Regions from separate parts of the Homo sapiens genome. Here region 1 is linked to region 2. Evidence: read pairs that join two places in POLR2A ChIA-PET (ENCODE). Cell type or tissue: B cell. All regions are shown on one strand.

The links. ChIA-PET counts read pairs that join two places held together with the same protein. Peaks named below come from ENCODE experiments on the same cell type or tissue, not always from the same donor. Only the 100,000 strongest peaks of a DNase experiment are listed, where the experiment ranks them.
Region 1: POLR2A ChIA-PET joins it to region 2 with 5 read pairs; 2 of 35 experiments call an interaction of 5 or more read pairs at or near these places.

What each region holds. Positions count from the first base shown.
Region 1 is chr6:158,145,046-158,150,045 of GRCh38, reverse strand. SERAC1 (serine active site containing 1) reads left to right here. Exons shown (of 17, transcript NM_032861.4): 5 at 1,092-1,181; 6 at 3,133-3,264. Among named protein-coding and RNA genes, the nearest start is that of SERAC1, 21 kb to the left of the region's middle. In B cell, no CTCF peak of the experiment used is centred here; no DNase peak of the experiment used is centred here.
Region 2 is chr6:156,782,702-156,787,701 of GRCh38, reverse strand. The region is part of intron 1 of ARID1B (AT-rich interaction domain 1B); the gene reads right to left. Among named protein-coding and RNA genes, the nearest start is that of MIR4466, 5.5 kb to the right of the region's middle. In B cell, no CTCF peak of the experiment used is centred here; no DNase peak of the experiment used is centred here; H3K4me3 peaks cover 1,229 bases; H3K27ac peaks cover 2,311 bases.

The sequences.
Region 1 (5,000 bases), 1.4 Mb before region 2:
CTCATTTATTATAATTATCTGTCACCAAGGCTAGAAAACCTGTCTTTACTAGTTAGGACACTCCACTTCTCAATATTTAGGACACATGGAAGCCCTCATTAGCGATCATATGGTTGCATGGGAACGTGAACTTTTAGAGCAGAGGAGTATATTTTCCTCAACATATGGATAGCATGGTGAGTCACATACTTGACTCACAGCTGCCTGTTCATACACTGTTAGCTAGAATGTGCCAGTTAACATGATGTTCCTCAAGTGAGGCAGGCTCTGCTGCTCGCCTGTGTCTGTCACCTTGCTGCCCTGTTGCTATTTGTTATTATATCATTTTGTGTATTTCAACATGCTTTTATGGTATGTTTACAATTTCAGTTACATAGATGATTGTTGTTGCTTATAATATACCTGTATATTGAGACTTAATCTCTTTAATAAAGTATCTCCAAACTTCAGTTTGAGGCGAGCTCATCATGAGGGACATTTTCCTGGATATTGCAAAACCTATGTTGTATATGAGGATTTTCATTAGCTTTAGTTAGTATTTTTGTAGTTAGTGTTTTTGTTTTTACTTTTCCCTGACTTGGAGAGCAATCTTATTTTGGAATTGAGAGCTCTGTGTTTCCATAATGGTTTTAGTTGCATCGATAGTGACAATAAAAAGACAACAGTGTTATTTTGTATTTTCTTTGTGAAAAAATATGGAGTTTATACATATCTCTTTGAAACGTTGGAGCATAGTGTTAAGAATACATTCTTGGGCCGGGTGTGATGGCTCACGCCTGTAATCCCAGCACTTTGGGAGGCCGAGGAGGGCGGATCATGAGGTCAGGAGATCAAGACCATCCTGGCTAACAAGGTGAAACCCTGTCTCTACTAAAAATACAAAAAAATTAGCCAGGCGTGGTGGCGAGGGCCTGTAGTCCCAGCTACTCGGGAGGCTGTGAAGCAGGAGAATGGGGTGAACCCGGGAGGCAGAGCTTGCAGTGAGCCGAGATTGTGCCACTGCACTCCAACCTGGGCGACAGAGTAAGATTCCATCTCAAAAGAAAAAAAAAATACATTCTTGGTTTTACTTAATTTTATAATCATTTTAGGTATTGCCTGGCAGGCAAGAAAAGAACTTCACAAAGCAGTAAGAAAAGTATTGGCAACATCAGCCAAGATACTGCGGAATCCATTTGCTGGTAAATATCCACTATATGACTTGGAATCCTTATCAGTAATCTGAAAGTCATTGGAATGATCAACCTGATACTTTTTTTCATTTCTTATACTAATATTTTTTATAGCTATGGAAAATTAATCAGGCCAGGTATGGTGGCTCACGCTTGTAATCCAAGCACTTTGGGAGGCTGAGGTGGGTGGGTCACCTGAGGTCAGGAGTTTGAAACCAGCCTGGCTAACATGGTGAAACCCTGTCTCTACTAAAAATACAAAAATTAGCCAGGTGTGGTGGTGGGTGCCTGTAATCCCAGCTACTCGGAAGGCTGAGGCAGGAGAATGACTTGAACTCAGGAGGCAGAGGTTGCAATGAGCCAAGATCATGCCACTGCACTCCAGCCTGGGTGACAGAGTGAGACTCTGTCTCAAAAAAAAAGCAAAGTAATTAACATTATTCTCTTGGACTGTATTTAATTTTAAGGGCTTAATGCTTTTGACAATTTTCTTCCTTCCTTAGGTAATTGTGAATAAATATGGAGATAAAATATACCCTATTCTCTTGATAAGTGTTTTATAATTTTAAATTTGTTAGAAAATCACTCCCATGCCTTCATAATGAGCATAGTATATCCAATATCATAGATTTCACAATCAGGTTAATCTACAGTGTGGAGCTAGATACAAAAGGGCTTATCTGATCTCCTTAAAAAGTTGGCATCGTGAAAATAAAAGGTGGGAAGACTTTCTATAATTGAAAGAGACTATTAAATCTTGGTTTTAAAAAACAGCTTTAAATATATTTTTTTGAAAAATTGGGGAAGCTTGAATATGGAATTAGACTGAATTTTAGATGATTTGGGAAGATTTTTGTTAGTGTTTTTGGGTGTGATAATAGCATTGTGGTTATTTAAGAGAATGCAGGATTGTTCTTAGGAGATGCAGGTTGAACTGTGAAAGGCTGAAATGTCATTTTGTCTACATCATCCTTTCAAATAGTTTGGGAAAAATTACATGTGAATATAGATGAAGAAAATACGGTAAAATAATAACAGTTATTGAATCTAGATGTGATGTATGGATGTTATTCTTTTTTTTTTTTTTTTTTTTTTTTTTTTTTTTGAGACAGAGCCTTCTCTGTCACCCAGGCTGGAGTGCAGTGGCGCGATCTCTGCTCACTGCAAGCTCTGCCTCCCGGGTTCACGCCATTCTCCTGCCTCAGCCTCCCGAGTAGCTGGGACTGCAGGCGCCCGCCACCACACCCAGCTAATTTTTTTTTTTTTTTTGTATTTTTAGTAGAGACAGGGTTTCACCGTGTTAGCCAGGATGGTCTGGATCTCCTGACCTCGTGATCCGCCTGCCTCGGCCTCCCAAAGTGCTGGGATTACAGGTGTGAGCCACCTCGCCCAGCCTATGTTAACTTATTAATTTCTTTCATATATTTGATCTTTTTGAAAAAGTTTTGGGGAGAAAAAGATTTTAAAAATGACCACATATGAAAGACACCAGAATATACAAAACAAAAGCACACACATTGAGCCTGGGCAATTTCTTGAGTCCCTGTCTCTAGAAAAAAAAAAAAAGATTAGCTGGGCCTGATGGTATACCCCTGTGATCTCAGCTACTCAGGAGGCTGAGGTGGGAGGATTGTTTGAGCCCAAGAGGTCGAAGCTGCAGTGAGCCACGATTGTGTCACTGCACTCCAGCCTGGGTAACAGAGCGAGACTGTCTCAAAAAACAAAACAAAACTGACCCCTGCCCCCCCATCCAAAAAAAAGCACACACAGTATTCATAATAACTGTAAAAGATAATATGACAGAATTGAGAACAAATAATATTAGTTTTTATCAATACCTATATATATGGATTTAACTCTCCAATTGTAGATTTCAGTGTTTATAAATTACCATCTTAAAGTGAAGATAAAAGTATTATCTTAACTTTTCACATTGTCTTGGCTTTTTCTTTTTGCAAAGATCCTTTTAGTACAGTTGATATAGAAGATCATGAGTGTGCTGTGTGGCTGCTCCTACGGAAGAGCAAGTCAGATGACAAAACCACGCGACTCGAGGCTGTGCGGGAAATGTCGGAGACCCATCACTGGCATGGTAATGAGACTACCTGAACAGGTGGCATGCCTTCAGCTGGCTCTTGATTGCTGACATAAAAGACAAGGGAGTGGCCAGGTGCGGTGGCTCACGCCTGTAATCCCAGCACTTTGGGAGGCCACGCTGGTTGGATCACAAGGTCAGGAGTTCAAGACCCACCCTGGCTAACATGGTGAAACCCCGTCTCTACTAAAAATACAAAAAAATTAGCCAGGCATGGTGGCGGGCGTCTGTAGTCCCAGCTACTCGAGAGGCTGAAGCAGGAGAATGGCGTGAACCCAGGAGGCAGAGCTTGCAGTGAGCCGAGATTGCGCCACTGCACTCCAGCCTGGGCAACAGAGCGAGACTCCATCTCAAAAAAAAAAAAAAAAAAAAAAAAAAAAGACAAGGGAGTGGGAGTGAGATTCAGGAAGGAAAATAATTCAGGCAGTGTTAGTATATATAGAAAGTATTTGAAAAATTTTAAGAAGCTTCAGTGATACGGAAAGTAGAAAGCCTGCTGAACTGGTAGTCAAATGTGTTTGGTAAGAATAAGCTCAAAAATGAGGTATATATATTTGTGTAACTTTCTACCAGAACAAAGTTTTATTTGGTTACATACTTCTTTGAGAGCAACTCTTGATTCTGATAGTTACCTAATGTACTTGAGTTTTCTTTTGGTTTCTATTTAATGAAGTACATTTAATTGCTTGCTACACCATACAATTATGTTTGCTTTTACTTTTACAATCTACTTGGCTCTAATACTAATAGTCGAATGTACCCAATTTGTATTTGTGTATATCATTTTTAATGGACTATTTGAAATATGTAATTGTGTTTAAAAATCACAAATTTTACAATAAAAATATTTTTAAAAGAACTCATATCTTCTCTGGTTATAGTACATGGATAAAACTATAATTTGTTAGTAGAGCTGTCTTGTAAAAATGGGAAAAGTAGAAAAAAATAATTTTCTCAGCCAGGCATGGTGGCTCACACCTGTAATCCCAGCACTTTGGGAGGCTGAGGAAGGCGGGTCACTTGAGGCCAGGAGTTCAAGACCAGCCTGGCTAACATGGCAAAACCCTGTCTCTACTAAAAAAATAGAAAAAATTTAGCTGGGCATGGTGACGTGTGCTTGTAATCTCAGCTACTTGGGAGGCTGAGGCACAAGAATTGCGAACCCACGAGGTGGAGTTGTTAGTGAGCCAAGATTGTACCACTCCACTCCAGCCTGGACAACAGAGCAAAACTGTCTCAAAAAAAAAAAAAAAAAAGAAAAATTCTCAAAGAAAAGTTAAGCTCAGAATGAGATCTCTGCAAATTAATTTGTTAATTGGTTGGTGGCTATAATTATAATTTATAATGTAAGTATAAGCTTACTTAATGTTGGTGGAGATTTAGAATAGAAATATTTTTCAAAATTTGCCTTCCAGGGCTCCATTCCAGACTTATTGTATCAGAGAAATCAGAGGAAGTGCCCTGGCCCACAGATTTTGGAAAAGTTCCCCACTTGATCCAGAAGTACTCACCCAGGTTATTATTATTATTGTTTTTTGAGACAGTCTTGTTCTGTCACCCAGGCTGAAGTATAGTGGTGTGACCTTGGCTCACTACAACCTCCGTCTCCTGGGTTCAAGCTATTTTCCTGCCTCAGCCTCCCGAATAGCTGGGGTTACAGGTGCCTGCCACCACGCCTGGCTAATTTTTGTATTTTTAGTAGAGACAGGGTTTCACCATGTTGGCCAGGCTGG
Region 2 (5,000 bases):
AAGATACTTGCTCAGCAGTAGCAATGTTCCACATTCCTATTTCCAAGGTCATTTATAATTCATTAGTTAGAGTGAATTTATTATAAAATATACCAGTGGTAACAGAAAATTTAAAGGGCATTAAAATGGGTGTGTAGCTTGATATATGGTCACTGAATCTTAAAAGGTGGTTCTCAAGATTTCACAAATTAGACGCCAGCTTCTAAATGAATTTTAGAATTAACAATCATTTCAATATAAGGCTATGAAATATGGTGAGTGGTTTAACTTCTAAGATGCTCATCACAAAAAGAAACAGTAGATACTAAGAATTCTGGAACTGCCTCCACTAATCATCAATGCCTCGCTTTCTGAAAGGTTTATTTCAGGACCCAGAAGCAGTAGCTGAATTTACTCCTCAGCCAGCATACATTATCTAAACAGTTACCAAAAATACCCCAGCAATCCAAGTATCTTCCTAAATCTGAACAGACTGTTTTAACTTTTTTTCCAAGAATCTATGTAATGTAGAAAACTGAGAAAAAGAAAAAGGACCATTCTATATAAATTTGAAAGTGATTATATTTTCCTTCTTTTAGTTATTATTCTCGGTAGTGAATCTATATTTCGCTCTGGCACAAAGCCAGTAACTGATTGGTAGAAATGGAAAAGAGTCACTAGATCACATCAACTATATCACAACAACCTACAATTGTTGTTGACCAGATTTTGTTTTGCCAAAATATACTGCCCCACCGGAAAAAAAAAAAAAAAAAGCAGGCCAAATAGACTGCTGACCCACATGGTTGCTATCTGCAATTTGTTTAAATGAGCCAGTTCTAAGTCAATGATGTCAGCAATACCACGATCCAGGTATGGAGGGAGCAAGCGTTAGCAGTATCTCTGCATGATCCGCACACCAACAGCAGCAATCCCCAGACCCCAGCTATTGTCTGTCTCTGGCACAGGGCTGATTAAGAAAGTGGGAGCTCAATAAATATTTGCCAATTGACTGTCTGGAGTAGATATTTATCTAACATATACCTCACTGCATACACAAATGCTAAATGTTTACACCTTAAAGAAATAACTATTGCTTCCCAGTACAAGCTCTTAAGTAACAGTTCATTTCCTCTCTGTGGAAGCTGGTGTTAAAGTACATAACTGATCTTACAAAGATGTGACTACCTATCAGCATCAGCAGCAATTCCAGTACAATTCCAATACCTTACACAAACCAAAGACGCCTGTTCATGAGACTAGGCAGGATCTAGAAGTCTCCCTTCACAGCTGCCTTTAAAATGTAATTCTAAAAGGTCAATCATCTTAATTTAGTAATTTTTCCACATACAAAGAATTTCTGAAGTTTTGCAGAGGACTAAAAAGTAAAAACATGAGGGGGAGGCACAAATTTGGTGGCAGAGAACACTATGGAAAAGGACATGGCACCACCTAGACTCTGGGTTTGCTCTGGGTTGGTAGGGGTGAGATGCCCAGAAACTTCAAACACAGAAAGAATAGAAAAAAATATCACTATAAATGATTTTCACTAATAGTGGGAAAATAAAATTAATAATTTTTAAGAGACTACAAATGCAAAAGGTGAGGGAAGAAAAGCAAGGGAAAAGTGAGAATGGTAACAGTTCATTTCCACACCCTATTATCTAACCAAGTCCCAGGTTTCTCTCAACAAATACCCTCAACCTTTAAACTTTAGAAAGGTTCCAAAAAGCTGCTTTTCAAAATTTTAATAACATAACTGGCAGTGAAACTACTAACCTTTGTAATACACATCTCCAAAGAGATCCTCAAACTCTATGAGGATTACCCCAAAGTTAGAATTGAGAGGAAGTAATGTACTAATAAAAAACAAAAACAAACAAACAAAAAAACCATTAGCATCCTGATGGAATGTCTGCGGAAGAATTTACTCACAAACTATGAAGTGATAAGATTAATGGTTACAAAAACAAGATTATTTTACTTACAATACACATTAGCAGCTAACAATTTTAAAAGAAAGAGAAAAATATTTTTATTTCAGTTTGAGAAGGAAAAGTTCTGGGGATAGATGATGATGGTGACAGCCACACAACAATGACAATGTACTTAATGCCACTGGAATGTATGCCTAAAAATGGTTCAAATGGTAAGTTGTATGTTATGTACGTATAGCTTACCTCTATTTAAAAAAAAAACCATATATTTAATTTTTTAGCATCCCATTACAAAAAAAGAAAAAATGTAGCATTATGGTCCAGGATTTCTTCTGGATTTCATCAAATATGGCTTCCCTTCCAGAGTCACCTGATAAGGAATGGCTTCTGGTCTAGTTCTCCAGCTCATCATTCATCAAGGCCCAGGAAGACACTGAGAAGTGCACCTTACAGAAGATGGTCAACAGAGGGTGAATCTCCTCCAGATTCTGCTGCCATCTACCTGATTTTAATAATGGAAATAAGAGTAGCTATTCATAAACCAGATAGGCTTAAGATTTTAGGGCTTTAGTCTGGTGCCTGGTAATAAATCTCATCCAAGAAACAAGTTAATTTCATCATTAGTTCATCTGTCAAACTCAGTAGCCTTCTAATATTCTTGGCATTGATCCATACAGATGTGGGTTTGAAAACTGCCTACTGGATCCTATTTAAGTAAGTAAATCTTGCCTGGCAGGATGGTTCACATCTGTAATCCCAGCACTTTGGGAGGCCGAGGAGGGTGGATCACTTGAGGTCAGGAGTTCGAGACCAGCCTGGGCAACATGGCGAAACCCCATCTCTACGAAAAATACAAAAATTAGCCAGGTGTGATGGCGTGCACCTGTAGTCCCAGCTGCTTGCGGGGCTGAGGCAGGAGAATCACTTGAATCTGGGAGGTCAAGGCCACAGTGAGCCAAGATCGCGCCACTGCACTCCAACCTGGGTGGCAAAGTGAGACCCTGTCTCAAAAAGAAAAACAAATAACTAAATGTAAGGAAAGAATTTTCTTAGAATTACTCCAAGTCAAAGATTTTGAAAATAGAACATATTTAGTGAAAACTTACAGTGGAAACACATATTCTACTCTGAAAAAATTCACTCACTCAAAGTGAATTGCTAATTAAAACTATATAGTATATGTCTATCATTCCATTCATTCAGATGTCAGTATAAGGAAAAACAAATGAATACTTAGGACACTCAGGTAATGACTGATACCTAAGTCATTTTATCTTTACCAAATTTCCTGAAGAAAAAGTTGCTAAAGTACACCAAGTTTTTAGATCAGAATTAATTCACTCAATTACCCAATTAAACCAAAAGGGCCATTGAGTCTCATTCAAATAGCCTCCAAGCTAGAGAAAAGATATTTATAATAGTTCTACATCTATGATACAGAAATATATTCTTGGTAGAGGAACAGTTTTGCCTGGTGCCTCTCCCGGACACGACAGGGAACAGGGTTTGGGATTCCTCAGCCTCAAGCAAGCACACACAGCAAGCGTGCGGCACTACTTTACATATCCACAGAGAACCTGCAAAAACCTCCCTCCCATTCAGGAAAGGGCACCTCCGAAAAGGCATGCAACCAAAACCACCCAATCCCAAAAAGGCCTAAGAGGTGGATACGGCCCCTTGAGTAATAACAGCAGTGTAAAATGTCATAAAAATTTTATAACATCCAACTGGAAAACCTAAATATTGCAAAAAAAAAATGGAATTAAGTTTTATTAATATTTTCAGCCTCCATAAATCTGTCATTTTATGCAACACACCACACTTCTATCAAACATAAATATCAATCTCAAATTTACAAATCTACACATACACTCCAAAACAAAAGTGACACGAGTGAAATATCAGTCCCTTTTCCACCCACATGGATCAAAGCACACAACCCCATGAGCTGAGCAGTGTCAGTCCAGTGTAGAGCTGCAAGAAAAGCCTCCAGATTGAGGACACCGGCAAAAAAGCGAATACAGAGTCCTAGGCCAGCACATCCAAAATTTACATCCCCAGTGAGTCTCCAAACGGAGTAGAAAATTTCATGGAACCCTAACAAATGTTCATCAAATCACTCATCTCCTAGGAAAGGGTAGGGTTAAATAAATGAAATGATCATCTTTTCGGTTTGCCTGTGATATTGGAATTTATCCTAGGAAAGCAAGTGTTCCTATTACATCAGAAGTCATCTTTTTAGATAGATACACCCTGCCCAGAATCATAAAGAAATAAAGTCTATTAATAAAAAATAGAACTGAAAACTCAACCGCATTCTATTACACCTATTCTCTTTAAAAGGTATCTGTGTCTAATAAAACGATCAAATGAGCTTATATTAAGTCTTCCTCTACATTGTCTTACATTTTTAAAATCAGTTCTCAAATCAGAATTAATGTTTTTTTTTTTTAAATATCAGAATAAAGACGTTATTTTCTTCAATTTCAGTAAAGGAAAATGACATTCAGAGGTTAAGTATATTAGTAAAAGTGTCCAAGTGTGATCTGCATTATTTCCACATCCATAACACACTTCTGATACACTATGACATTGAGAAAAATGGAACAAGTATAAAAAGCCTTGCCAAAAATTCATGACTAAATATAGACAAGCAGAGCCAAAGCAAAGAGGGGTTAAGGTTCCTCATTATAGATTCAAGGTAAGGATGTGCTAGTCCCTAGCATATACTTACTGATGTAGTATTAATATAAACATAAACCTAAGTGATAGCTGTCTTAAAGAGTGGCTACCACTAAAAAAAAAAAACTACCAAAATATTGTCAAAAGTATGTACCACAAAAATCAGGACTCCCAATGAAAACGATTTTAAGCCATGCATAATTTCATCCCAGATGATTCAGAAAACAAAACTGCAGACATTTGTTATATTTTCTTTTCCTGTTTTTTAAATGATAGGCCCTTTCCATTAGCCACAGTTACTAAGTCCACCTTTTCTAACTATACACAGCCATCCATACTTTGGCAAATATATAAATTTAGGCCACAAAAATTTGTTTACAAGATTTAAAATATCAGACACCC